7 separate regions of the Mus musculus genome follow, and regions 1, 2, 3, 4, 5 and 7 are each linked to region 6. A link is a loop called in an ENCODE intact Hi-C map of the cell type or tissue named here. Cell type or tissue: heart. All regions are shown on one strand. Region 1 overlaps Acoxl (acyl-Coenzyme A oxidase-like). Region 2 overlaps Gm36203 (a long non-coding RNA gene). Region 3 overlaps Morrbid (myeloid RNA regulator of BCL2L11 induced cell death). Region 4 overlaps Acoxl (acyl-Coenzyme A oxidase-like). Region 5 has its middle 76 kb from the start of Gm14009. Region 6 overlaps Morrbid (myeloid RNA regulator of BCL2L11 induced cell death). Region 7 overlaps Acoxl (acyl-Coenzyme A oxidase-like).

Region 1 (4,000 bases), 320 kb after region 6:
GAACATCTGACAGGAGAAAGAGGACAAGCTGGCACATCCCTTCCCTTCCTGGGGTCTCCAAAAGCCCAGCTCTGCTGAGAACTGTGAGCCAATTACATCTGCCCTTTCTCAGCACCCTAGATCCCTGGCCAGTCCCATCATTCATGTATGTGATGTGGATACACACAGAGAAGATAGGACCAGGTACAGCCATACTGAGGACTCCCTCCCTTTAGCCACTTGCATCTCATCGGTGTGACGACTAGTGTCCATTGTCAATTAGACAAAATCTAGTATTCTCTGAAAGATGGGCCTCTTGGAATCCCCCTGCAGAATTATGTTAATAACGGCGATTGAGGTGGGAAAACCTGCGGCTGTGGCTAGGATCCTGAACTGCAGAGACAACGAGGCAGAACTGAGTAGCAGCTTGTGTTCATTCCCTCTGCTTGACTGTGGATGAGAGGAAACAGAGCTTCAGGCTCCCACTGCCTTGACCTCAGCACTGTGCTCCTGGACTGTGAGAGGGAAGCAACCTTTCTCCATTAAGTTGTTTTGTGAAGAGAAACGAAGACATAGGGATCTGCACAGGCCACTGTGGTAAAGTTTGTGTGTCAGGTTGGTGGGGACTAGCGTCGAGAGAAGAAGCACATTGTCATAGCTGGCACAGGTCCTCGAGTCCTCCCCTCTGACAGCACCCTCCACCTTCAGTCTCCAGCAGGAACAACACAACACTGCGCAAACTCACTATCCACACAGTAAGATAAGTTCACTTGAAACTTCTGGTTCTATCAAAGGAAAACCGTGTCCTTCAGGTTTAAGGGCTGAGGGTGGCATGGGGGTGACACTTCGGTAGTTATAATGGGTGACAAGTTCCTAGACTCACACAGGATTGTGTTGAAGAGGTGGCCTTCAGTTAAAAGGCATTCAAGGAGGTGGCAAATCTACTTTCATAATTTTATAGAAAACGGTTTCAAGTGTAAGCTAAGTAAGGCGAGTGCAATTTGTCCAAAGACTAACTCCATTCACAACTGGAGGGAAAGTGCCAGCCCCACGAAGAATATTGGAATCAGCACTAATGGGCAAAACACGACACGCTGTTTTAAATAATGCATGCGATCATGTTTTTATTAACAAAGAAAGCCTCGTTTCAAAACACACACGTCCTTGAAAGGAATCTGAAATTAATTCTCAGTAGGCAGAACCCCATGGCATTCTGTGTTCTAATTATAATTACAACCTGCCCTTAACGCGGACATTCCAAATTATCAGGCACTTTATTAAGAAGCAGAAGAGAGGCTTCCTGCTGCATGAAGCTCACCAGCTCTGAGAAACGTCATAGACCGTTCTGCACGGAGCTGGGAAGCATGGATGCTACCCTTTCTTTAATGAGTGCTTCCTTTCTTTTTTGCCTGGAACGGGGCATACCCTTAGGGGTTCAGATACCATGAGGTTCAGAGCTGCTCTTTCTAGGGCAAGATAAATATGTGCATCACAGAAAAATATCAATTTATCACTGTAATGGCTACATCCCACTCTGGAAGCCACTGGAGACTGCTTAACATTTTTATCTCAAGCCGAGTTTTCCCCAGCCTTCAGGTGACAAACTGATACTGATGCCAGGAGGCGCTTCCTCCCCATTTGTTCCTAATAAAAGTGGCTCGGCTCTGAGTTCATTTCCATCTGGGGAGATGTTAAGGTCTAGCTTTAGCAGACTGATTCCCCTCTCTCCTTCTGTGTGCTCTTCCTTCAAAAGTGTTGCAGGCAACATCTGTGCAGGTCAGCAAAGACTGTTGGGCTCTTAGCAGTTTTCCTTTCCCCTGGAGACCTCTGCTGGAGGGCGGCAGGATGTGAAGGCAGCAACACGGGCTCCATCTACCTGCCTGCTGCAGGCTGTGTGCCTTCCTATCCTGAGGGCCTGACACAGGTCTGTCTGTGCAGACCTTTGCATTGTACACCTTGTTTTCCTGTAAGTGGTATAGGCACATTAGTGTGTAAACAGGTGCACACTTGTGCGTGCAGAGGACAGAGGAAGATGTAGGGTCTCCTACTTTTCCCCTTTAAGACAGGGTCTCTCGTTGAACCTGGAGAAAGGCTAGCAGTCTGTAAGCCCCAGTGATCCCCTGTTAATGCCCACCAAGGTGCTGGGGTCGTAGGGACACACAGCCACACCTGGCTGCATAGATCCTCACATGTGTGCAGTAAGCATTCTCACCCACAGAGACATCGCCATAGCCTCTAAACCTTTTCATTACAGAGTTTTCTATTATAAATTATTCCTGAGTTCCCTAAACACTGTCATTGAATTAATGTTCTTCTTTATATACCCAAGAACTTTGTATCTGGTCTTAAACCTGAGGGTAATTTTCTGAAAACAATCACTCTCTTAAAAAAAAAAATTAGCCAACTGAAAGTTTAGAATGGATTGGATTTCTTTTGTGCTGAGGAGACAGCAAACCTTTGATGTTTCTTCCCTGCACGCAGACCTCAAACACTCACACTTGTTTAACTTCCTCTTAAGGGACAAGATCTACTTCAGTTACAGAAACTAAGGGTTTTTTGTTTTTGTTTTTGTTTTTTTTTAATTTTTTGTTTGGTTGGTGTTTTTGTTTCTTTTTAGACTAGTGATTAACAGCTTTCTTCTTTGCATTCCGCAGAATGAGTCAGACAGTAAGACAAAGACTTGAGAGGATTCTCTGGATTCATCTTCGCCATAGTCTCACCGTCTCTGTAAATGAATCTCAGAGAAGTTGGGCATCTCTCTTGCAGTCACAGAGCTGGTAGAAGGAGAGCCAGGGCATGAGCCCAGATAACCAGCCTCTCAAGCAAGTGACCTCAGACCTCACACCAAACTCAACTATACTTGTAAGGTGCAGAGTCACTGGAAGAGTCCCAGTCCTGCCTCTAAGGTGAACCATACAAGCCCCAGACACAAAACTAACGGCTCTTCAGAGATGTTTGAGAATTGGGGGTCAAAGATGACCCATGCCTTCACCTTAGAGCTGGGTTTTGGGATGGACAGTATCTGCGGTCAGTACCCAGGGACCCAGAAGGAAGATCCCCAGCACCTTAACACCTCCCAGAATGAGGCCAATGAATGATGCATGCTGTGGATAGATGTGTGGGACATGCCTGCCTTCAACTAGGGTGTATGGGCTGGGGTGCTGTGTGTTCGGTGTGCTTCACAAATTTCTTAAGCAAATGTGGCTGGAACCATAGTTGGTTCAGGGACATAAGTAGCCTGTGACCTACAGGATAACTGGCAGCTGACCTGACCGTGGATCCTCAGATTGGCAGCCAGCCCTGAAAGCATAAGTTACCCCCTCGGTTACCACTTAACTCCAAGGGTCGTGCTGCCCAGGGGAGGGATGGCTTGCAGGTGGGTTTTGACTTGATGAATAAACTGGCATTCTGGTTTATACCAGTCGTTTCTAAGTTCAGTTACTATGAATAAGTTTCCTCACAGCCAATTCATGTCAGGACATATAGGTAAAATGTCTGGATCTCTAAATGAGGGAATCCAATGTGAGTGCTGTCCCCATCCCCGTTCCTGTCTGTCCCTCTCCTTGCTCCTCCTCCTTGTCGCAATGATCAGAAGATAGAATTCAATCAGAATCAGGACTGCTGATACGGTGCTGGTTACTGCAGGGTTGGGTCACTGTGTGTGAAGGCCTCTTGTGGACCATTTGCTTCCTTTCTCCATGAAGAACCTGTGTTCCTGGCACAGCCTCATTCCAGCCTGTGCTCACTGGCCTGAATTAAGATGCTCGCTCTAGCACACAAAGTTCCCAGAGCCAAACCTCAGAGAGAGGGAAGTAGCCACACTCCCTCTGAACAGAAAGCATTTCCTCTGGTCCAGCCCTGAGGGATGCTGGGAATCCCTGAAGCTACACAGGTCCTTTTGGAAAATAGTGCGCAGGCTGGGAAGTTTCCTCAAATATGTTCATTCCTGGGTTGTTGGCCACAATACCTGCCCTGACTCTTCCACTGAAGAATTCCCTCCTTCGAGATGAGAAGCACCAGG
Region 2 (4,000 bases), 180 kb before region 6:
AGAGGGGATTGGGGGGGGGGGGGATGGGAGGAGAGGAGCCTGTACCTCACACCAGCAGGAGGCTGTCTTGTTTTTAGATGGAGGTGTGCTGTTGATTATGCCAACGGGAAACAGTGGGCTCAAACTGCAGGTCTCATTCCTTTCCCTTCAGTAAAGACAGGCGACTGTTGATCACTGTCCACGGCCCACTAGAAAGAGGCAGGAAAGTGAGAAGATACAGTGTCTAGAATGTTCTTCCTGAAGGGATGGGCCTGTCTTTGGGGAGGTTGCCAGTACAACTGATTCTTTCCCTAAATTTCTCTTTTTAAAAAAGATTTATTTATGTATTTTATGTATGTGAGTACTCTGTAGCTGAACAGATGGTTGTAAGCCATCATGTGGTTGCTGGGAATTGAGTATAGGACCTCTGCTTGCTCTAGTCAACCCCACTCACTCAGTCCCTGCTTGCTCCGGCCCAAAGATTTATTTATAGAACTCAGAACCTTCAGAAGAGCAGTCAGTGCTCTTACCTGCTGAGCCATCTCCCCAGCCCTTTCCTCTAAATTTCAACTGTGGGTCTAAAACTGATTTTTTTTTTAATCAAGCCATATATGTCCACGGATGTACTCCTGTCTCACCTGGTCACGCTTGGAAATTTTACACATTTGCATATTTGCACTGTTGCTTGAATGACTATGAGGGACTCCAGAGCATAAAGATCTTCAGTGGTGGCAAATTTTCAGGATGTAAGGTTTGTTTTGTTTTGTTTGGAGAAATAGCCATGTGTTTGTTGATATGAACTGAAGGTAAGTAATGAGGACACAGCCACCTGCTACACTCACTGTGGGAGGTCTGGAAAGCGGTGACCTTGCCAGAGTGAACCTGGACAGAAGCATTAGCTGCTATTTTCTGTAGGACTTTTTTTTTTAAAAAGAAAATTATTTATTTTATTTTGCGTGCATTGGTATTTTGCCTTGGTATTTTGCCTGCATGCATGTCTATGTGAGGGTATCAGACTATCTGGAACTCCAGACCGTGGTTGGAAGATTGGTTGTATGTGGGTGTCGGAAACTGAACCCAGATCCTCTGGAAGAGCGACTGGTGGTCTTAACTGCTGAGTCATCTCTCTGACTCTTAAGCTGGCTCTTCTGGATTCTTTAGAGCACACTAGACATCTTTACAATGGTGTGTTTGATTTGAAAAAAAAATGGAGAAGCAGGGACAGGAGAGATGGCTCAGCATTAAGAGCACTGGTTGCTCTTCCTAAGTTCCCAGCACCTGTATGGCAGCTCACAACAGCCTGTACTCCAGTTCCAGGGGATCTGACACTGCCTTTTGGACTCCTTGGACACTGTATGCATGTGATAAACATATGAAAATCAAGCAGAACTCATAAAGTAACAAAATTAAATTTAAAATGGAGAGAGAAGATAGTAATTTCACTGTAGGCCTTCTTTCCAATATATTATTCATGGTGCTTCTGATCCCTTGTCATATCAGAAGGACACTTCCGTTCTCCAGTTTTCCAACCTCTAAAATGAGAACAATGGAGCTTACCTCATGCACTGTTTCTAAGAGTTGAGGGAGATGCTAAATGAAAGTTGTCAGCAATAGTGGGGTAGACTCCACTTAACCCAACATCTGAGTATATACTCTGTGATATAACGCTAAAATATATGATTCAGTGTGTGTGTGCGTGTGTGTGCGCGCGTGCGTGTGTGAGCAAGCCCATATAGTGTGTCCTCCTATATTGAATTTTCTAGCTCTCTCTCCTTGGCAAGTAGAGGCATTTGGCAAGTGATACTACCATTGGCCAGTAGGTGGCAGAAGCTGTCCGTCATGGACACTAGTTTGGTTCCAGTCTCAGAAAGGGAAGATCTTTCCCTAATCTAGCCAGGGCTTTATGGCAATGCTTAATCACATGGCAAGGAACATGCAATAACTACTGGTATTTCTGTAAACACACATGCTAAGAAGCAGCTGCTAGCTAGGGAGGAGGGAACATTCAGTCAGAGGTCTCCTGAGGACAATCTATATAAGGAAAGCCCTATGAGGGTTTTGTTTTTGTTTGTTTTTTTAAATCCATCAGCCAGTCAACCTTCCTGACTCATTGAAAGAAACATCTATAATCCAGAAGACAGTGATAATACATGTTGTGGATTATAGTGTGGTTGACGGCTGCCTGTCTCCTCCACTCCCCTCACGGCTCCAATCCTGGTGTCAAGATCACCTACAGAGTGTGCCTGCAGGATTCGGTGCCTTCCGCACTGTTGCATGTGCTTGCTTCTTCTCTTGTCCTGGCAACTTGCCGGAGTTAGGCCTTTCTCGAGAGGAAAGTTTATTTGAACTTCATTCTACCATTACTAAAATTGGCACCAAATAGATCTGTAGCTGAAGACACATCTCAGCCAAACAAAAAGTGGAATCTGCCGAACACTGGGCAACAAAGGATTCAGTGCGTGCAGAAACTTTGCACAACAATTGTTAACGGTGGGAAAATACACAAGAGTATGACACTCATCATCTCAGGGTTATTTATCTGTATACAGGGCCCTGCAGTGTAGCCCAGGCTGAACTCCAGTTTGTAATCTCTAAAGCCCTGGGATTGCAAGCATTCCACCAATCCCAGATACCTTCACCACTCAAAGGTATTTAGTTGAGTAGTGCTAAGTACTCTCACATAATACAGAACTGTAGCTTACATCCATTACACTATTTGGTAAACACCAGAGGTGCCTTCAACAGCCACCAACAACTACCATCCAGATCTCTATCTCTAGGAACATGACTATTCCAAGTGCCCCATATAAATGGAATCATAGAGTACTGGTCATTTTATGATGGGACTTTTTATGTATTATGTATTACATATGATGTATTATACATTCTTGTTTTCTCTATATGTTTATTTTTAAAAATAATTTTTTATTGTTTTATTTATGTGTCTATGTGTACATATATGCATGCGAATGTGTGTGTGTTTGTGTATATGTGTGTATGTATATATGTATATTCCCATGGAGGTCACAAAAGGTTGTTGGATCCCTGGAGCTGGAGCTACAGGTGGCTGTGGGTCTGTGGAATTGAACTCCTCTGCAAGAAGAGCAAGTTCTCTCATCTCTGGGCCTCTCCAGCCCCTGAGACGATTAATGTTATATACCACCTTGACTGGGCTAAGGCGGGACCAAATAGTTGGCAGACATTGTATCTGGATGTAGTTAGTTTCTGGATGAGATTAGCATTTGAGTCTGTAACTGAGCAAAGAGGATTCACCTTCAACAACAGGGATAGGAATCACCCTGTCTGCCCAGGGCCCAAATAAACCAGATGGAAGAATGGTGCACAATCTCTTCCTGAACTGAGATGTATCTTCTCCTGAGTCTGCACTTCGAGGCTACTTATTCTCAGACCTTCAGACCTGAGGGCTCTTCACCCCTGCATCCGCAGGCCTGGGCTTCAACGAGCCACCACTCATCAGAGCTTCGTGGGTCAGGATGGTGGTACCTTGCCGTAATCCCAGCTCTGAGGAACGGAGTCATAAGAGTCTTTGGGCCAATCTGGGCTACATAGCAAGACGCCAACAGTATCAACAACAAAGGAGTGCATGGCCCAATAGCATCTGCAGCTGTAGAATGCAAGGCAGTCTGAGAAATGAAAGTCTCCCCTCAAAGCTACAATGTTGAGAGTGTAAGAGCTAAATGGAGACTGGGCTCCATCCCTGCATGCTTTATTATCTAGTTTAAGTTTCTCCTCATCACAGCTCTTTCCCTGGTGAGTTAAGCAATCACGGCAACATGGCTAGGGGTGTAGGAAGTAAGAAGGGAGTTGAGGCCAGGCCCTGGACAAGGATCCCTGGGGAACTCAAAGACTGCATATACTTCACCGCCTGACCTTCAGCTGCCCTCTTCTGCTTTCACATAAACTCATCAGTTTGATCATAAAAGCCTAACACCTTCTGTGGCTTTCGAAATGGGCATGTGGGCAGTGTTTAGCAGGGACTGAGGATCCTGGCTGGGTTCCA
Region 3 (4,000 bases), 84 kb after region 6:
TTTGGTTGATTTCAGCCCTGAGTTTGATTAGGAAACTTAATTCTTAGAGAGGCGCCTTCCCCACTACGCCTGTTGCTACTAGAGAGGCAACTCTTCCCTTTCCACAGAGCCCCTGACAGACCTGAGGAGAGTGGGTGCCAGTGAGTCCTGAGTCTCCTGCACAGTCCCTGCCTTCCCTTTATCTGCAGCCTGGGCATTCTTGACTCTTGTCTGACATCTCCCACCCCCTTCACAGTCTAAGAGTTGGTAATTAATTAGCCTTGACCTTAACCTTTGACACCACCCAGCCATCCAGATGGGTTATCCACACCTGGTAACTGACCTGGGGTCACCCCTCCACTCTGCCCAGCTGCCGCCCTACTGGGCTGAATTTTATGTTTGCTTGTCTTTCTCTGAATCAGATTTTTTTCTGGTCACTTACTATAGCTGACAGCTCCATGCTGGCATCACTCTTCAGTCTGAAACCTACAGCTTTTTTTCCTCCCTTACTCTGATATACTTTCTTCATTTGCTTTTCCCATTGGGCCCAAGAATGGAGATCAGGGTGTGCTGTCTTTGAATCAAGGTGGAAATGTGTCTACAGAGTCCCCTCCCTGCCCCGGGTATCCTGAGCTACTGAGCTAAGCAATGTGGTAAAGGATTCTGTCCTGGGCTGACCCAGGCTCTACAGCTAGCAATACAGATTCCCCTTGACCCCAGGGTTTCCTCCAGGGAGCCCAGCATCCTCCCTATGAGCTGCTCCTCCTGCTCACATTCTTTAGCTGATGCTTTTGTGCTGGGTTCTATCCTTGTGGTTTTCTGCATTTATTGGGGGCTTTCTGCATTCCTCGCTCTGAGGTTGCCATTTGAACAGCTCTCTGGTCACCCTGGCTAGAATTCGGCAGCTCTTCTCCCATGTTGGCTGGTACACCCTGCTTCCTGCCAGGACCCTGCTGCTCTCGGGGTGGATCTGGGCTAAGCTCCAGAAGACACAATTCCCAGCTCTGACTCCATCCACATGCCCAGATGTTCCTCTGCTCATTTCTCCTCTCTTCTCTTCCAAAGCCAGGGAGCATCTTGAGTGAGAGAAGGCACAAGCGGGTCCACAGCACTCATTCGGTCCATTTCCTCTCAAAAACTTTGTAGCAAACACAAGGGTGGGCGTGGAGAGCAGATTCCTCCCAACTTGGAGGGGCCTCACAAGCCAGCGCTGCAGGCCTTCACTCCCATATCATCTCTGACCATTTGGTAGTGACTGACCTGGCTACGACATCTGTGCTTAAGAAGAGTGTGCAATGAGGGATTCTCAGTGCCTTTGGAGCTCAATATTTTACTGGTCTATAAGCAACCTGCTACTTACGTTCCAAGCTGAGAACCTAGCCGCCACACATACAGCAGTGTGTTCGAAGCCACAGTTGAGCAGGGCAGATCTGAGGATGAAATCCAGGTTGTCCAGCCTTTCCTACTGGTGTCTTTAAAGCTGAAAGCTGGTCTCTTAGGAGGTCAGATGACTGCCTGCCTCCCAGTCTGTGTCTATTGCTAGCTACCCGGAGTGCAGGAAAGGGGGAGAGGTGGGCTGGATAGGGCAGACAGGGTATGAAGGCAGAACACAAATAGAAGCTGCAGGAGGAGCCAGCACACTGGGTGTGAACCTTGGAGACACAGCAGAGCCAGAGATCAGAGCCCCTGGGAATGCCAGTTGGGGTGGGGGTGGGGGGTGTGGTGAGGTGGGGTGGGGGGCTGCCGAAACTGCTGCTGGGGGTGGGGGTGGGGGGTGGAAGGATATTTCACGGGGCCAGAGAAAAGGAGTCCATTGGCCTTAGTAAAGGGACAACATCTTGTTTTATTAAAAGCCTGTTGCTGGCTGGATAAGCCGTCTGCCTGCTGAGTGGGCAGGGGCCCAATATTACTGTGGCTAATTCGGAGCCAGTGTTGGAGAGCTGACATCAAACCAGGAAACGCTCGCGCGCGCGGCTCTCTCCCTCTCCGGCTCTCCCTCTCCCTCCCTCCGCCTCCTCTTCTCTCATTCTTGAGCTTGAATCTACTGTGCATGATATGTGTGCATGTGTGTCCGTGTGTCTCTCTGTGTGTGACATTATGTACACTTGCTGGGAGTTCACCCCATGGCTCCCTCCTCCTCTTCCTGTCCTCTACTCCCTCTGCCAAGCACCCCAGCCCCACCTTTGCCCCTGGCCTCCTCAGTCTCCGCCCCCAGAAGACTTGAACAGAGAAGACCCAGACTATGGCCTGGGGTTATTTACTGAGACGCCTGGGGAGGAAAGTTTCGAAATGACCAAACCCACCCCTTTCCAGATCTCCATTTGTAGGTTAAAAGAAAAAGTAAAGGAAGTCATTTCAAAAGAAACCAGGAGGAAAGCGGCTCTCTTCGGCAGCATGTGTGATTATTATTAATATTAGACTTGTTTAAGGCAAGGGAAAAATGTAAAATGGCTTTTTTCCTGTTTTTATCGTAGTTTTTTGTTGTTGTTGGTTTTGTTTTTTGTTTTTTTGTTTTTTTGTTTTTTTTTTTCCTTTTTTCTTCTACTGTCTTGGGAGTCAGAAGGGCAAACAGTAATTTCAGAGTAAGATGGAAGCCATCATCTCCTTAGTTCATGTGATGTCTTTCTGGGAATTGGGAGAGTGAATGAGTTTCATGTAAACGCCTATAATCACTTTTCCTGCTAAGGTTTTAGAGGACTCTGAGTCTCCCAATTTGCTGTAACTTAAAGTCACCCAAATTGCTTCCACTTTTACCAAAAAAAAAAAAAAAAAAAAAAAAATTAATTATTTATCCAGATTTTAAGCTGTAAAAAAAAAATAAATGAAAAAGTTTTTTTCACTGGTTGGTTGTCTGAGGTGACTTATTTAATTCTTTGATAAGGTTAAAGCAAATTGCCCCTATATAAAATAGAATATGATAATTTATTGGCATCTCTGTAACCCTGCTTTCAAACAATAAACTTTGAATGAAGAGCCAGAAAGGTATAAATGTCTTTAAATTAATAATTTTAATGTATCATTCACAGAGATAAGGGGATTCCAAGACAAGAGAAACATAAAGTGTACCTGACAATATCTTACTACATGTTGCAAGCAAGAAGGCATATTGTGTGTATTATGTATGTATGTGCATGTGTATGCGTTTTTGTTTATGTATGTACATGTGTGTATATGTGCATGTGTGTGTATGCATAGTTGGTATAATTTCACTATGCTGAGGTTATCATACAAAATTCATGCACTGATTCCTAACCACAGTCCTAAGCCTGTCTCCCTAAGGCTACTCACCCATTTGACATATCTTAGAAGGTCGTTTTCTGTCTTTGACAGAAGTCTCCGATTTGACGGTCAGGATCCCGGAGAAGACTCTCCAGCCACAGGGCTGATCATGGTGGCTTCTCTCCAGATGGGTGAAGTAGAGCATTGCTTTTGGACTCTGCTTATATACTGGCCAGTGGGAGCCATGGGATTCTAGGCTTATGCCTGGTTAGCTTGAGTAAATGATGGGACTGAGTTCTGGTGAACAGGTATAGCCTTGGGTGTAGTGGGATGCTGACTAAGCTATTTTCACATGTCTAAACAGTATTTTTTTTTAAACTATGCTTCTTATACTTCATATTTGAATATTCCGTTTTTTAAGAGGGACGGGGAGATAGCTCTGTGGTTAATAATGCCTGTTGCCAAGACCAATGGCCTGGAATTGGTGTGTGTGTGTGTGTGTGTGTGTGTGTGTGCACTTTTATATTATTTATCACATATAAATCATCATATTGATATAAACCTAAATCAGGTAAACACACAGCTTTTTCTATACGTATCAATACTTTATAAATTAACTTCATGGAAGTCTTTAAAATTATAGGGACAAGTAAACATGGCACAGAAAAGAGAACAGTGTGGCACATTAAATCCAGCCTACCTTTTCTAAACTTTGTCTGTGAGGTTAAAAAATGTTCAACAAATCTGATTTTTCCCTGTCCTCTAGTTACCAAAGAGAAAGATAATGAGAAGATTACTGTGG
Region 4 (4,000 bases), 510 kb after region 6:
GCCCTTCATTAGCCCTCCTGGCACACAGATGCTTGGGACCACGGAAAGGTACTACTCTTAGAAAAAGCCAGCAGCCTACTATAGAGCCACTAGATGGGGTGGAGGCCTAGATTCTGGCCCTGCCACTAGCCAGCTGACATCTGACAAATTCCAGTTTGGGTAGAATCTCTATGACTTTCAATGTAGACAATTTTTAAATCTTTGGTTAAGCTCAGTTAATCAAAGCAAACATGACTGTATACCACACAGTGATCCAGGAGCAGCTGTGGCTAGGGCTTATGCAAGACACTCAAAGACTTATCACCTGAAAACTACCCTGCCTGCACGGTAAGAACTGGACCCTAGTGAACTGTGAGCCCTGACAAACCCTGGACAAACTGCTATGTTGTTTTAGATCACAACATTTCTCAACTAAATACAAGACTCATGAGAATATCCACCTTACAGGACTGCCGAGATGAACTGTGATTGCTCATAGCATGCTTCAAATGCTGTCCCTTAACAGGAAGCTCTCAACAAAAGCCAGCCACAGTTGTGGCTTTTCTCTTTCAATCCCTTTCTCTGTGAATCTACTAAAGCAAGGGACAGAAACATGACAGAGTGAAATGTGAAGAAAAGGGACAGTCCCCTTCACAGGGACCATCTTACATGGAAATGGCTTCAGGCAGAAACACTGAGGAAAACCTGCCAGCCATCGGTTGTCATTGTCCAACCTTCCAGGTGGCACAGACGATGATTCCCAGTGACAGGTGACAGTCTCCATGAAACAATGCAGCTCCCTACAGCTGTAGCCCAGATACCCTCTGTCCCAAGTAAGTGGGCCACAGAGCTGAGGAAGGCCAGCTTCCTTCCTAGCAGGACCCAAGCAAGGAACATCTGAAAAACAGTCCACAGCCATGTGTCCCAGTCCCCATGGCTGCCGTGGCTGTACCTGGAGCCTCAGAAGGCTGGGTTCCCAGAGGCCTGTTTGGCCTCTGATGACTCACTGACAAGCAGTGCTGATCCTTGAACTGCTGGCACAGTCACAGCAGCTAAAGTTCCCTATGCCACATCAAACAGGGAGGAACGCCCAAGGACTTCCCTCTCCTTCAGCACTGAAAAACTCCACTCCTACCACAGGCGCTGAGAGTGTCCATCTATCTGTAAGCACGACCTAGCTGTGTGACTCAAGAAAGATGGGCTGCATGCCAACTCTAGGTCACTCTGCCAGGGATCAAGAGGCCTTACTCGGAAATATTTCTATAAAAGAGGGGGTGGGGCGCAGCTGAGCGACCGAGTTTGTATTCTTCATGTAGGAATTCTTAGATTCAATCCCAACCATGGAGAGCAGTGGGGCTTAGTATAGAACACAATCTCCGAGGTCCCTTCCAACCCACAATACCCTAGGGCTTTCCTTCTATAAGGTGCTAGCCCTGGATCCCGACCACCACCTGCCCCTGTCCCCTTGCCAGGGTAACCCTGGATGCTCCCTTTCAATGGTCTAGTTTCTTTGGTACACTCTGAGTCTCTGTGGGGTATGCACCAGGTCATCTCTATCATCATCGCAGTGCTGAAAGGGAACAAATTGGGCCCATATAAAAGGAACTGCGCTCAAAACGGTAGTTCTTCCACACACTTTCAACACACAAGCTTATCTCTAGCTGTACTGAGCTCTGGCTCCTCACTTTGGAGGAAAGTGCGGCAGATTAATCTTTTAAAAGATAAATATTGCGGTATATATGTCTTTAATCCCAGTAACTGGCCTGAAGAGGCAGGGATATCTCTCTGAGTTAGAGGCCAACCTGGTCTATAAGGGGAGTTCAAAGCCAGGCAGAGATACATTGCAAGACCCTGACTCAAAATAAAGATAAATGTTTACGTTTCTGTTGTAAAAACATAAGCAATTGCCATAGAGTCAACACGACAATGTGTAAGCATTTTTATACCCATCCAAAGTGATACAACGGGCTTTGGTTTTGTTGGGTTCATTTGATTTTAGGAGACATTTATGAGTCAAATTATGCCCTGGAGTCATCAAAATAACCATAGCTTATTTACAAGCTTGATCTTGAGCCCAGCAATCACACAGCTGAGGCTCCCCCACTCTCACAGTGACCATTGCCCTTTTAAAGTCAGCACTTGTGGTTGATAAGAAGCCGAATAAACCGCTGACAACGGCAAAATTCCAGCCACTTCTGACACCCAAAGCAAAGCAAATAAGCAGTCAGGAAACAATCCGCAAATTGGTCTTTGCTGCCCTCTGGTGGTTGGTCCTGGGAAGGTTCCACGCCATAGTTGACACAGATGTACCCTTACCCCAATCTCCCATCCCAGGACCATCTACGCTAAAACCATCATCCCACCAGAATTCTCACCCACAGAGCAAGTCCTGGTATTCTGCTCTCTTCTCCCTCTCCCCCTACCATTCTCTTCTCTCTCTCTCTCTCTCTCTCTCTCTCTCTCTCTCTCTCTCTCTCTCGGAAAAGGAATAATACAGCCCAAGCAGCTTAATGTTCACTGAGACCGTGCTTTCTCTAAAAAGACAACTAATGAGAGATGAGCCACGAATTTCAACTCTCCCACGCTGCTCTCTGAGAACAGATGAATGGTGAGCTCACTTGACACGTGTTAAAAGAGTATGCATCTGTTGAATTTCTCTCTAGTTTTAGCAAAACACACACCATGCATGTTTAGGACACTGACATAGGAACCCACTACCTCTCTTAGCTCTGCCCTCTATTAGGCCAAGTTACATGAACATTAGCAAAGGCTTTCAACTCTAGCCATGCCCATTCAGTACAGCTCCCACCCTGAGCCTTCCTGCAAGATCTCACCGAGGTGCTACCTACCTCCAGGCTCCTCCCGTACTCCCAGCTACGGCATGGTTCTAATGTGATCCAGAGAGATGGGTTGTTTTCTCCACAGTGTTGCACAGATCTCCATTAATCACTAAAGCCTACAGTATGGTGGAGGGCAGAATGGAGAGACAGAGCAAGGGGAGGAGAGAGGAAAGGATGGATGAATGGGCAAATGGGTATGCATGGAGGGCTGTATTTGTATATTGGCAAATGACTGAAAAGATAGAATAATGTAAAAATTGATAGGTGGAAGGTATATGGGCAGATGGATATGTATGTGGGTAGGTTCTGGACTGGTAGATGATTGATGAGTGGCTAGGTAGACAGAAGGGTAAATGGAAGGACAGAAAGAAGACCGGGGGAGGCTAAAAATCTTCCATGGTGTTTAGCACTTAATTAAGCCTTGCACTGAGACTGAACCAAAAAGGCATAGTCCCTGCTCCCAGTAAATATTCTGTCACTAACGGTAAAATCTATGCTAGAGCAAGACCCAAGGGACCGCTCCATCACTAGCTCAGGCAGCATGGCTGCTGTTGTCTGCAGCCCCCTCACAGCCAGCACTGCTCATTCACAAAGTCCTCCCACCACTCACAGTGGGTCTGAGCATCCACGCCAAAGGTGAGCTTGTGTTACTGTCCCTATTTGTCACCCTTGCAACCTCAGGTGCATTTAATAACCAGTGTAGTTGAACTTGGTCTTGTGAGCTTCCACATCCCTGTCATGTATGTATGTGGTTTTGGTATACATAGGTACTTATGCAAGCCCTATATATGTGCAAACTCCTTATATATGTGCTGTGTCTTACAGCAGTTCTGTCTTGTTTGGTTTGGTTTGGTTTGGTTTGGTTTGGTTTGGTTTGGTTTGGTTTGGTTTGGTTTAGAAATGGACTGACTCTGAATCCTGAGGCTAGGTGGACAGAATGAAAGCCCAGAAAAGCCGGATCCAGAGCCCTGCTCATTCATAATGGCCTCGCTACAGCATCTGGAGCAGACACAGCATTCCAGCTGTTTCCGTTCATGTTGATTCCACTCAGTAATCTCACCTGACAACCTCACGTTAGGTGCCTCTCTTTGCCTAGTTCAGGGCTGGGTCCTGGGGTAAGGAAAGGATGACTCCCATCAGCTGCAGCCTTGACTGACAGACAGCCTGTGGAGGGGGACCCA
Region 5 (4,000 bases), 150 kb after region 6:
TGGGATGGACTGGTGGACACAGCTAGGCTCAGGACATTCATATACCCAGTAGTGTGGCAGGTTCTTGCCTGCTTACCTCTTGGGAGTACAGTATTTGGTATAGACTAGCACTGCCCAGGAAGGCCCTGAATATCAGAGACTGACAGAAAGAAAGGAAGACGGGAGGGACAGAGAGGAAAAGGAGATGGGAGATGGAGGAAGGGGAAAGGAGCAGAAAGAAAGGCTCCTTCTCCATCTGAACAGGCAGAGGTCACTGTAGAGGAGTTGTGCAGACCCGAGTGGGGCAGGAGGATGGATGTCTCCCATATTTTGCAGATTCTCAGGTCAGAGGAGCCTCCCAGGGTTCTAGTGTGTAGATAAAACATGAGTTAAATACATGGTGAAGGGAGCCAGAGACAAGCTCAATTAGTAAAAGGCTCAGGCCCCAGGTCCCATGTAAGGAAATCCCAGTGTGCTGCCTTTCTTCGCTCATAATCCCAGCACCAAGAAGGTGGAGACAGGAGAATTCCTGGAACTTCACTTGCTGGCCAGTCTGTCTATCAGAATCAGCAAGGCCCATGCCAACTAAATGATCTCTCTCAAGATTTTTAAAAAAACAAACAAACAAGCAAACCCAGAGGCTTGGTTCTTGAGATGTAACTCCCGAGGCTGGACTGTCTTCCACGTGCATTTGTATATATGTGCACATATACAAATAAATACAAGCAGAAAAAAATATCTACAAAAGCAGACGTCAGGCTCTGCCTGCTCTTTTCATGGTGGGCCCCTCCTATTCGCACCTCCCAAGGGTGGGGATGACAGACATACATAGCAAAGCCCAGTTTATGCCGTGCTAGGGAGCAAAGCATAGGCTCTGTGCATGCTGAGCAGAAACACGACTAATGAAGCCATAGCCTCAGCCCCACTTCCTTTATTATGATTGCATCATGTGTATTATTTCCAGAAAATTAAAAACTAGAGCAAAATAAAAGGAGAAAATTAAATCCAGCTAAAATCTAACTATTGCAACTCATAGTGGTGTGCTGCCCAGTAACTCTCCAGTGTGTCTATATCTACACCATTGCTTATGCCTGAGTTGTGTATATTTCAGTCATCCATCCATTTATACATGTATACGCATCCATGAAGAAGATCATGCATATGTATATGCAGTTATACATAGTATCATATATGTGCATATGTGTTTGTGAGGTTGCCCTTGGCATCTATAGGGGACTGCTTCCTGGAGCGTCTAACCTCTCAGATGCCCAAATCTTATAAGTGCTCAAGCCCCTCATATAAACTGATTCAGTATTTGCAATGGACCTGCATATACCATCCTATAAAATTTAAACAGTCCTCAGTTAACTTAGATGTTGTGTTAGTAGTTGTATCATTTAGGAAAAATATCTGTCGTTGTTAAATACAAATGCAGTTACAACAAATATTTTTTGTTCGTGATTCGTTTAGTCTGGGGTTGTAGGATCCTTGGTTACTGGGGGCTGGCTGTATACAGATAATATACATATGAATAATGAGTCTATATATTATGAAGTTATTGGCACACTGGCTTGTAAGCTCAATTTTCTGCTTACTAATGGATTCTGAGTACTCAAGGCTTCCCACAGAGTGAGTACTATTTGTCAGTGCCAACAGAGCCTCCAATGGCCCCTCATGCCCCACACAAAGAGTATTGTGGGTATTGAACCCTTCTGCTCTGGCGCGCTTCCCGAGCCATGAGGGGCCGAGCCTGCAAACACAGCCCCATGGGATGGCACAGGCTGAGCCAAAGGATCTGACAGTTCCAGATAACGGAGTGCAGAGCAACACTGTGGCCAGTGGCCAGCGAGCAGAAGAATCAGAGCTGGAAAGCAGACAGCAGGCCAAGGCCAGGTCTGCCAGCAGAGAGTCGGGGCAGCTAGGCGGCCTGCTGTCTGGCCTGGCTGTTCAGTCCTCACCCAAGATCCAGCCTGCTGAGCCAGGCTTGGAAGGGCAGATTCCTCATCCCTCCACCAGGGCCACCAAGAGAACACAGATCGGAGAAGAGTCCGGCCTGGAGCCAGAGTATCCAGAGGGGAGAATATTCTCATTATATCTTACAGTTTTATAGTCGGGGTGGAAGAATGTAACAAGAGACCCCCACTATGTATTTTTTTTTTAAAAATACGTTTCACTGGGGGTCACTGCCTCAGGACTACAATACATAGTCTCTTCTGTTACTGTGGTAGCCAGGATATAGAAGTAGCCATTCCCATCTGTCGCCAGGTCAGAAGAGTTACAAAGTGCTCTCACATATATTCTCTCTTAGCCTGATGTTTGAAATATCTGCTTGGTACTCCTGGCTCCTCATTGGTCACTCAGCCTTTAGCGTTCTTTTACAGAGGCCTCTTCATGTTCTCTACGTCATCCTGAATGTCCCTTGTGCATAGGACCCATAGACTTAGGATTAATGGTTACTCATTTTCTTTTGAGAATACAAAAACTGGTCCTATTTACGTCTTGCCTGTCTTATCCGTGTCGTATGCCCAGAAAAGTGCTTTCAACTAGAGTGTGAATGTCCCCAACTCTCCCTGAAGTCTTCTGGATAATTTCTTGAGGAATTTCTAGAAACTATCATGACTGCCATTGACTGAGCCCATTCTATTCACTAGTCTATGTCAAACCTTGACATTCATGGGTCACTTAAATTTCAGGTAGATGTCCAGGCATAGCACAAATTAAAATAAAACTAAGTACAATAAAATAACAATAAAAATGGAAAAGCAATAATACAAACCAATAATAATAATAATAATAAGTTGTATGGATTTAAGATGAGAAACAAAACAGTTCTCATGTAAGTGTACATAATAATTTTCATACTACAGAATCTGTATTTTGAGTGGTAGTCTTAGCCCAGTGCTGCCCTATGTAAGTAACTTCTAGGTTCAGTTTTATACACAAAGGAACTGAGGCTTCAAGGGGTCAGAAGCCTTTCCCGTGGTGCTGCTGTTGGACAGCGGCTACCTGACTTCAAAGTCCCTCTATACCTCCGGAATCACAGAAGTGCCTTTACCTGTTCAGAGGAGGGGTGATGGGTGGGAGCAAGAAAAGACTGGTCTACACGACAGACTGCATTTTCTCGTGTTTTCCTTATTGTGTCTGAGGAAAGAGAAGGGAGTGCGCAATCTGAACTCCTCACGGAATAAATGTCAGATGCATAAGTCTGCATTCTGTGCCTAGAACCGACCACCCGAGAGTGGGTGATTTGTAAAGAAATGCATTGTTATTTGGACTCACTGTTCTGAAGTCTGGGAAGTCCAGATGCATGACACCAGAATCTGTCTGACTTCCCTTGTGGTTTTTGTGCAGTTTCAACTCATGGGAGGACTCAGAAGGGTAAGCAGGCACAGGCACAAGAGGACACAAAGGGGCAACCTCATCTAATGACAGCCCCCTCCTGCACTAACTACCCCAGTCCTGTGATGACAAGCGTTCACTCCCATGAGAGAATCCGCACTGCTTTCAGAAGGTGCCGCCCACAAACACTTGTCCCCCAAGACTACAAACAGAGGATTTGCACTGCAGTGTGAGTTTTAGTGAAGCTGTACTGTGTTTGAACCTATGTAGACAGACAGAGTGAAAACTGGGTTGGCATTTGTTCTGTTAGGTGCCAGAGACACACCCTGAGGGTTAACAGAAGTTTCTTCCTCAAAAATGTGAACATCATGGGGTCTGTCCCAGTTTCAGCTCTGTTACAGTGCTCTGACAGAGAAGCTTAAGGAAGGATAGAACTACTTCTGGGTCATCCATGAGGGAAGTCAGGACAGGAACTTGAAGCAAAAACCATGGAGGAATGCCACTTGTTGTCAGGAGCTCCTCTTTAGGTAGCCTTCTTATATTGTCCTCAGTCACCATGAATACCACTCACTGTGAGCTGGCCCCTCCTCCATCACCTCACAGTGAAAACGAGCTCCCATACTTACACCCACAGACCCATGTGATTCGGCCAGTTCCTCAGTGGAGGCTTTCCTCCAAGATG
Region 6 (4,000 bases):
GTTTTTTTGTTTGTTTGTTTGTTTTTTCATGAGATGTTCACACGCATATTCCCATGGCCTTGCTTAGAGGGTCTTTTGTTTTTTTGAGATTTGTTTTTATTTATGAGATTATGTTGAGTATGTGATAGTGCATACAGAGGCCAGACGTGGTGGACATCCTCCTGTAGCTGGAAATTACAGGCAGTTATGAGTAGTCTGGTTTGGGTGCTGGGAACCCAACTTGATCCTTTGGAAGGGAGGCAGCACATGTGGTTACATGGTAACCACAGCTCCTTTCCCCCCCCCCCCCCCCCGGCCCTTTGGGTGGTTTTTAATGTTAATTTTCTCATTCACATGAAAATGGAATGGATAAAGAAACAAAAGGCCTTTAATTGTGTGGGCTAACAACTAATGTGTCTGCAGACAGGGAAGGCTGCAGCAGAGTTGAAATGTGTTTAGTGCTGGTCAAGACAAGATAGACCAACCAGAATAAGACTCAAACTTGGAAGCCAGAACAAACAGTCTCTGAATAACCGAGCGTGCTAGAGGACTTAAAGTGACCTGAGTCATCACAAGAACAAGGAAGGTCACCAAATACAACAACAGTTTTGCTTGCTGGCTGTAATTATAAGAATTCCCCGCATGTTCATCTCTGAGGATGATGAGAGACGTGTGCACATGTGGGTGGGGCTGGAGAGATGGTTCAGCTCTCGAGGAGGACCTGGGATTGGTACCCAGCACCCACACAGCAGCTCACAACACTCCGTAGATTGAGTCCCCAGGGATCCAACACCCTCTTTTGACTTCATAGGGCATCAGGCATGCACACTTAGATACACACAAGCAAACCACCCATGTTCAGAAAATAAAACACATAACCTTTCTTTTAAAAGGTGGCATGTGAGGTCAGTGGTCCCATGACCACCAGCTGTGTGGCATGCCCCTCACTTTTATTGTCCCTGAGACTTTTGAGAACATAGGCTTGGAAGAGCAGCATGCCAGGCTGAGGGAAAGGCTAGAAGGAGTCTCGCCAGGGCTCGTGTTTGTGTGAGAAGTGCAGGCATTCCCAGCCCTTATTCACCTCTGAGCATGGAAACAGCGGGCACCTTGCGTTTGTCCTTTCCATCACCCACCCAATCTCCGAAACAGATGGGCGGACACTTAGGTTTTCATTGCCTTCATGAGTTTGCCAAACAACATACAAAGTCTTACCAGTGAGGTGTATAGAAATGAATACTACCATTCAAATGTGCAGAAAACAAACACGCTTGTTTATCTGTAAAAAAAAGATTATTGGTTCATGTATGGTATGTGTGTGTTCAGATGTGTGTACCTGTGTGTGGAGTGTATGGACATGTGTATGCCTGTGCATGTGTGTGCCCATGCATGCGTGTCCTGATGATACCTCAACGTTACTGTCTTCCTCAATTGCTCTCAACCTTATTTTATTGAGGCAGGACGAGTCACCAGACCCAGAGCTTAAGCTGAGCAGTGGTGGTGCACTTGGGAGGCAGAGGCAGGCAGATTTCTGAGTTCGAGACCAGCCTGGTCTACAGAGCGAGTTCCAGGACAGCCATGGCTATACAGAGAAACTCTGTCTCAAAAAAAAAAAAAAAAAAATCAAAAAACAAAAAGAGAAAGAAAGAAAAGGAAAAACAAACAAACAAACAAAACCCAGAGGTTATCAGCTGGCTGGCTAGGCTGGGCAAGTCCTAGGAGCTGTCCTGCCTCTGTCTCCCTAGCTTTGGAGGGCCATACCTGTTATTTATTTATTTGTTTTTAATATGCCTGTGGGGCAAGCATTCCACTAACTGAACCTTCTCCCCATCTCCTTTTTAAAAAAAAAATCTTTAAGATATTTTATAATTTTGATGTGCCAAAGAATTCCACTCTTTTTGTTTCTCAACTTTCAGAAGTTAATAAAGGCCTGCCTGGAGTTGGTTTGGTGTAAAAATATAATCCCCTTGTATTTGAAAACTGTGTGTGTTATTGTGAGTAGGACCGTGCATTTGCCACCCCCATGTAGACTTTTGTTCTGCTCTTAGATAAAACACTAATAAACAGGAAGCTGAAGAAAAAAAAAAAAGTGATGCGATTGTTCTGAATGTTTTTCTGTTAAGGGTGTCTGGGCCGCACCATGCAGTGCCATTCCCGGCAGGCCCTGTAGGTGGCGGTGTTGAGAAAGAAATGAAGCAGCCTGAGCCTCTCCGCAGCTGCTGGCCTCCCGCTGAGGCTTGGGCTCCCGGCCCTAAGGAGCCCGCTCCACTTCCCAGCACTTTCCTCTTTATGTGTCCCAAACAAAGTTGTAGGATATCAAGGAGGAGAAGATGGCTGTTCCTGTGGAAAATATATTTTTCTTCTTTATTTTTCATGTTGAATAACAAGGATATTATATTTCCTCAAACCCTTGCATGAGGGTGTGTGTGTGTGTGTGTGTGTGTGTATACATGTAGCAGAACACAAACAATTTAATAGCAATATGCATCCCTTTGTTTGTTTTTATGACATGGAATTATCCACAATCTGAGACTGTTGTGATTTCAAAACACTAAGAAAGTTTGAAGTTTTATTTCCTCTATTTTTTTAAGGAGTGACTTTAATATCCACAATGACCATTGCCTTTGTCTCATTATCCACTTCAAGATTAAAGTCTACCCTCACCTTCCCAGGCCCTCTACCTTTCTCGAGTCCTGGCCCCTGTCAGCTGAGGGGTTTGGAGGCTCTTGCCTCTGAGAGCACACAGAAGGTAAAAGGAAGTGACCCTCGGGTGTGTCCATTGTCCCGTCAAAGCAGAGCCCTGGGCTGGCCCTTCTGCCTTCTGTGGCTTCCCACTTCTCTGTGAGACTGGGACACACAACCTTTGCCTCTAGGACTACCTAAAATGGTCCCACCTCCTTGTTTGTGTTTTTCCATAGCTGAGAGACCAGGAAGGAAACAGGGGTACAGGTTGCTGGAAATGAGAGCCGAGCACACAGGAGCTACAGTCTGGACAGATGCCAGTCCCTGCCAGAGGCAGGGCACCCACAACACTGATGTCCCTGAACCATTCCCCTGGGGCCTCATTTGAACTTCGAAGTTCCATGAGCCTATCAATGAAGCCCACACACTGTCTTACCTATCCCTCTCCTGGCTTCTTAGTTTTTGTGTGGGTTGCTAAGTGGAACCCAATGACAAAACTGGAAGACTACTATAGACACTTCTACAGGGCTGTGAGGCTGACGGGAGGAAACGGAATGCCAGAGGTCTGGCTGGCTTGAGCTCTGTTTGGTTCAGTAAAATATTGCTGTTGTTTATGTCAAAAAGTGGGAGAGAAGCCAGGCAGCCAAGCATGATAACAGAGATCTCTAATGTCAAGCACTTGCGGGGCTGGGGTAGAAAGGCCAGCCTGGGCTCTCAGGGAGTCCCAGGCCGGCCTGGGCTATATAACCTTATGAGACCCTGTCTCACAAGAACAGCAAGATCAGAAAAACAAGGTGGGAAAAAGACCGTTGGAGACACCTTGGGCTCTCAATCGGCCATACCCCTAGAAAAGGCTTCTCTGGGTTCACCCTCTTGGGGAAGACCTGGATTCTGAGTAAGGGATTTTTCTCCTAGGTTCTGAGGAAGGTCTCAGGGGTAAGGGTTTCACAGTGAAGTTTGTGCTTACATTTTATGACAGAGATGAAAAGAAACCCTGTGTCCTAGGCTCCAGCGTATTTCTTTGAGGACCCGGCATGGGGTCATTGTTCTTAGAGTCTCTGGCTCCATTTCACAGACACGTAGCACATTCTACATTCTAGGGTTGGCTATGAAGACAGGCAGTATTCTCAGAACTATTTTTAGCATTTTATTTTCTGTTCAGGGTCAAGAACTTCACCCACCTAAGTCAGGTCCCACTACATGGAATGTTCCAGAAAGCAAAACGTCCAGCTGCCTGTCTTCTATTCTAGGCCTAAGTTATTTGAATTAAATCCCAAAGCCAAATTAATTCTACATACTCTGCTGCTTCTGTGTCAGGGACATTGATTCTCCAGTTATCAGG
Region 7 (4,000 bases), 270 kb after region 6:
GTGCTCTTTTTTAGGTCCTAATTAGGAAGCCGGCCTGGAGGCGGAGGCTCTTGCATCACCAGGGAACAAGGCAGTCAGGGGAGCTTCCACCAAGTGCCTCAAGTCAGGTAGCCGCGGGCCTTTGGGCCCATTCAGCTTTCTCTGGCTGTGTCGGAAGAACTCCTGGGACCGGATTTGACAGCAGAGAAGAGCAGCGTGGGAAGGGCCAGTGGGTCACTGGTGCCTTACTGAGGCTGCCAGCGGATATGGAGGGAGGGGAGCGAGTCGATGGCTAGAGATGAGAACGAAACTGGGCAACACCAAGTCAGAACACAAATGAGAAATTCATTTCCGCCTGTGTAATCTCTCCAAATTCCAAAATCACTTTATTCCAATTATTCCCCAGGCCAGCCAGCCCTACCTCTCCAAGCCGCGGGAGCATCTTTCTATTATTTATTAATCTTTGCACATCTATGCTTTTCTGAAGGGTTGGTAACAGTTTAGCGCGGAGGAGCGTTTGTCGCGCATGGTCGTGCGGTCCGGAGATCACCTACCTGGTGAGACTAGGGCGACTGCAGGCTCAAGCTCTCCGCTCTCGCCAGTGCATTTCCTCGCAAAGCTGGAGCAAGCCTGATTCACGAATCATCCCTCGCTGAACTTTTGCCCGAGCTTGGAGAGGGTGGAGCTTTCCTCCACCCCTTTTGCCTAAGGGTGTTTGATTTTTATGTTTTGATTTTTTTTTTTTTAACCCAGCGCCAGAGCTTTTCGAAGTCTCTGGGAATATGAGTCACCACTGACAGTAGAGATCTTTGGTGGCACCATGCGGTGGGCGAAGACGATTGTCTGGGGGATCCAGGGCCATGGCTGGGAGAAGTCAAGGTAAAGGCCAGGCGAGGCTACAAACCAGGCTAAGTCACTGTGATAGTGGGGTATCCATCTATGGCTCCCTCTCCCGGACAACTTGCCCTGCTCCTCGCCAGCCTTAGCTGGACCTCCTCTGCCAGACCAAAATCCCCAAGGTGGCTGCCCTGCACCTGCCACTTTGGCCTCTGCTCCAGCTCTGGCCAAATACTTGGAAGATGGGACACTAAATTTCTCGCCTGGCTCACAGCTTGGCCAGTTGAGCGCGCGCCGCATCCCGCACGAGCGGTTGCATGGGTGCCGGGTAGGCGGCCTCGGCAGCCCCGGGGTTGGGGATTCCTGTTTTTGGTGCACGGATGGTGATGTGTGGAATGTTGAAGGCAGAGATCACCTTCAGGGCGTCATCCTTCACGGACTCGCACAAATTCAGCAACTGCAAAACATGGCACAGAGGGTCAGGTCAGATGTGGGCGCAGTCAAGGAGGACTTGTCGTCTGCCCCTCAGAAGTGCAGAAAATGTGGGTTCCCCACAACACAGAAAGTTATTGTTTCTAAACAAGCTGTGACTTCTTTAAAATCTCTAAGACTCTGACCCCCAGGTCCGGTCGAAACTTAGAGGGGTTTTTCCCCCCCAACCCCCGGTAAGGGACTGAGGGTAGCGGCTCTTTGCTAAGATACTTCGGTAACTAGAGACCTAGCTCTGAGAATTAATGCTGCCTTCTCTTCATTCCTTCCTTCTTCCCGCCCTTCCTCTCCACCTCTGGAGTGCCACCCTCTGGTGCACAGAGGCAACTGACGAGAACTTCTGACTAGATGAGCCATTGAAAAGATCTGCCTCGTCTCACCAGAAGGGTGCCAACAGAGTCTGGAAGGCAGTAAGGAGGGTTTCAGAGACTGCTGCGGACCACCAAACAAACCAAGGCTCGGCGTTAATCACTTTCCGGCCTCTCCAGTTGCGCAGAATCAACGAGTGGTCCATCCACTCTGCTAGGCAGTGGAGGTCCATCAGGACAGACTTCCCAGAAGAAGGGAGGGAGGTTTCAGGACAGGGCTGTGTTTCTATTTCATTTTCTATGATTTAGATGCCAGTACCGACCCGCCCACTCATCCCTGCAAGAAGCCAAAATAAAGGATGATTTTTCTAGATCTGAACAAGGGGAGAGACCTGTTTTCCCTTCCCCTAAGCAAATTCATACTGTACTCTGACATTTGAGGTCTTCGTTAAGCTATACATGTCTTGGACTGACTGATCACAACAACCTCCAGGCTTCATAGTTTCTTTTTGTAGCTTTAAAAACACTTTTATGGGCCCAACTTTATCCTTGTGTGCTATCTATATTTTAAGACCCCCCCCCATCTGCCCTCCCCAAAAGAAAGAGGAAGAGGAGGAAGAAGTGTGAAGGGGAGTGCAATTCAAGGCCCTCTTCCTTCAAAATGCACCCCACTTCCCAGTGATTTCTAATGAAAAGCTTCGTTCTTCACACACCTTGGTTAGGCACCATCAAATAAGTTCCGAAATGACTTTGATCACATTTGCAAGATGCGACAAGACAGACTGTCACTAACCAAGATTTCCAAGTCTGTAATTAATACTCTTGACAAATCCCCAACTAATCTGTCAACTCTTGATGCTTTTTACCACACATTTCAAAACCACAAGATGGTCTACCCAGCCCCTGAACTTGCCACGTGTACTCATGTAATTATTCAAGATAATGCTCCCTGTGGGTTTCATTAAGGCAGATAGGCCAACTCTTGTCATGCAGCGGCCAATGGGGGAAACTCACTTTGAAAGAAGGCTTGTGAAAGAACACAATGTGTTTGGTTTGTCTAGTGTGAAATATAGACTTAGAGGTAGAAATTATGGAAAGTGATTTCTATTTGCTATAAGAAAGAGTTAAAAAAAAAAAGGAAAGACCAAATGCTGATGAAGAATGGTATTTCTGTGCTCCTCATTCTCCAGGAGTGAGACCCCACCACGGGTGTCAGAAAAGAGCATTGAACTGGCTAGGGAAACCAAACGTTGACTGCCAGGATAGTTTCTAAACCTCAGGCTCTGGAATAGCCTGAAGCACCCTCTGGCTTTCCCATCCTTATATCAACAGAACTCAGAATATGTAGCTGGAGGGGTGAGGTGGGGCGGGGCGGGGCTTCCACGGAGCATGCCCATTCGTCTTTTCCTATCAGGAGCATAATCTTTAACCTCCTTTTACTCCCAGTATTCGAACTGTGGTACTGTCCTGCATCAGAGACCACACAGGACTTGAAAAGCTTACGTGCATACTACACACTGCAGACAGTCATGGCCTCTTACAGCAGGAAGCTACTGCAAAGTTTCAGGGCCTCTAAAAAAAAAAAAAAAAGGCGGTTTGGGTAGGGACCTGGAGATATGGCTCAATGGTTAAGCACACTTGCTACTCTTGTAGAGGACCTGGGATCAGTCACTGACACCCACATGGTGGCTGACAGCTGTCCCTACCTCCAGTTCCAGGGGATGGAGTTCCCTCTTCAGCCCCCTCATCCTCACCCTGGGCACCAGGGACATATATAGTGAACATACATACATGTAAGCAAAAATAAATCTTAAAAATACAATCTGCATTAAAAAAAAAAAAGCTTGAATGTGGACTGGATAGATGACTCAGTGGTTACCAGCCCTTGCTCCTTCAGAGAACCCAAGTTTGTTCCCAGCACCCAGGTCAGGTGGTTCACAACTACCTGTAACACCTTTTCCGAGGGATCTATCACCCTCTTCTGGCCTCTGCAGGTGTGTGTGTGTGTCTGTGTGTAGTATGTATATGGTGCACATACAGCCTAGCAGACACACACAGAGATGTATAAGATAACAAATACAAGCCAGAAAGCAAGCAGAAGCATGGGGCATCAGGAGGCCCCGAGTGTGGATATGTGACTGTAACCCAGGGGAAGGGTTCCTGTCTCCTTTGATTCCATATGCCCACCTGCTTGCATATTTTCTTTCTTCTCTCCTGTTTGACTCTTCCAGTACTGCCTTATCCAGCCAGGAAAAGGAGGTAGCCTGGAGGCAGCAGTCTCTAAGCTTCCCACCCCCTTTCTTACTTCCATTCAGCAAGGCCCTGGCCATGTAGGAATTTGCAGGGTGTGTTTCCTGACCACTACCTGCTCTCTGTGCAAGGTTTGC

The links. Hi-C counts contacts between places; a loop is a spot of excess contacts. Peaks named below come from ENCODE experiments on the same cell type or tissue, not always from the same donor. Only the 100,000 strongest peaks of a DNase experiment are listed, where the experiment ranks them.
Region 1: it touches region 6 in a loop (8-fold over the local background); 10 of 42 quality-filtered maps call a loop at or near these places.
Region 2: a loop joins it to region 6, with 9 times the contacts of the local background. A loop is called at or near these places in 11 of 42 quality-filtered maps.
Region 3: it touches region 6 in a loop (4-fold over the local background); 6 of 42 quality-filtered maps call a loop at or near these places.
Region 4: it touches region 6 in a loop (7-fold over the local background); 36 of 42 quality-filtered maps call a loop at or near these places.
Region 5: it touches region 6 in a loop (3-fold over the local background); 6 of 42 quality-filtered maps call a loop at or near these places.
Region 7: it touches region 6 in a loop (7-fold over the local background); 35 of 42 quality-filtered maps call a loop at or near these places.

What each region holds. Positions count from the first base shown.
Region 1 is chr2:128,076,858-128,080,857 of GRCm38, reverse strand. All of the region lies in intron 15 of Acoxl (acyl-Coenzyme A oxidase-like), which reads right to left. Among named protein-coding and RNA genes, the nearest start is that of Bcl2l11, 47 kb to the left of the region's middle. In heart, a CTCF peak has its summit at 1,819 (motif pointing left); no DNase peak of the experiment used is centred here.
Region 2 is chr2:128,571,211-128,575,210 of GRCm38, reverse strand. Gm36203 (a long non-coding RNA gene) reads left to right here. Exons shown (of 9, transcript XR_866725.3): 7 at 585-730; 8 at 3,427-3,666. Among named protein-coding and RNA genes, the nearest start is that of Gm36203, 19 kb to the left of the region's middle. In heart, CTCF peaks have their summits at 1,598 and 1,802 (motif pointing right); a DNase peak (open chromatin) is centred at 1,870; H3K27me3 peaks cover 423 bases.
Region 3 is chr2:128,310,418-128,314,417 of GRCm38, reverse strand. The region is part of intron 2 of Morrbid (myeloid RNA regulator of BCL2L11 induced cell death); the gene reads left to right. Among named protein-coding and RNA genes, the nearest start is that of Gm14010, 110 kb to the left of the region's middle. In heart, no CTCF peak of the experiment used is centred here; DNase peaks (open chromatin) are centred at 687, 1,047, 1,607 and 1,927; H3K4me3 peaks cover 1,288 bases; H3K27ac peaks cover 2,296 bases.
Region 4 is chr2:127,887,825-127,891,824 of GRCm38, reverse strand. The region is part of intron 8 of Acoxl (acyl-Coenzyme A oxidase-like); the gene reads right to left. Among named protein-coding and RNA genes, the nearest start is that of Acoxl, 35 kb to the right of the region's middle. In heart, a CTCF peak has its summit at 2,239 (motif pointing left); a DNase peak (open chromatin) is centred at 2,184; H3K27me3 peaks cover 1,277 bases.
Region 5 is chr2:128,243,584-128,247,583 of GRCm38, reverse strand. No RefSeq gene overlaps it. Among named protein-coding and RNA genes, the nearest start is that of Gm14009, 76 kb to the right of the region's middle. In heart, a CTCF peak has its summit at 1,989; a DNase peak (open chromatin) is centred at 1,813; H3K27ac peaks cover 322 bases.
Region 6 is chr2:128,394,278-128,398,277 of GRCm38, reverse strand. The region is part of intron 1 of Morrbid (myeloid RNA regulator of BCL2L11 induced cell death); the gene reads left to right. Among named protein-coding and RNA genes, the nearest start is that of Gm14010, 26 kb to the left of the region's middle. In heart, no CTCF peak of the experiment used is centred here; DNase peaks (open chromatin) are centred at 2,177 and 2,739; H3K27ac peaks cover 1,075 bases.
Region 7 is chr2:128,120,221-128,124,220 of GRCm38, reverse strand. It overlaps Acoxl (acyl-Coenzyme A oxidase-like), which reads right to left. Exons shown (of 18, transcript NM_028765.3): 18 at 328-1,273. The coding sequence ends at 1,085. Among named protein-coding and RNA genes, the nearest start is that of Bcl2l11, 3.8 kb to the left of the region's middle. In heart, CTCF peaks have their summits at 929 (motif pointing left) and 1,613 (motif pointing left); DNase peaks (open chromatin) are centred at 150, 600, 1,050 and 1,620; H3K4me3 peaks cover 1,847 bases; H3K27ac peaks cover 1,295 bases; H3K27me3 peaks cover 126 bases.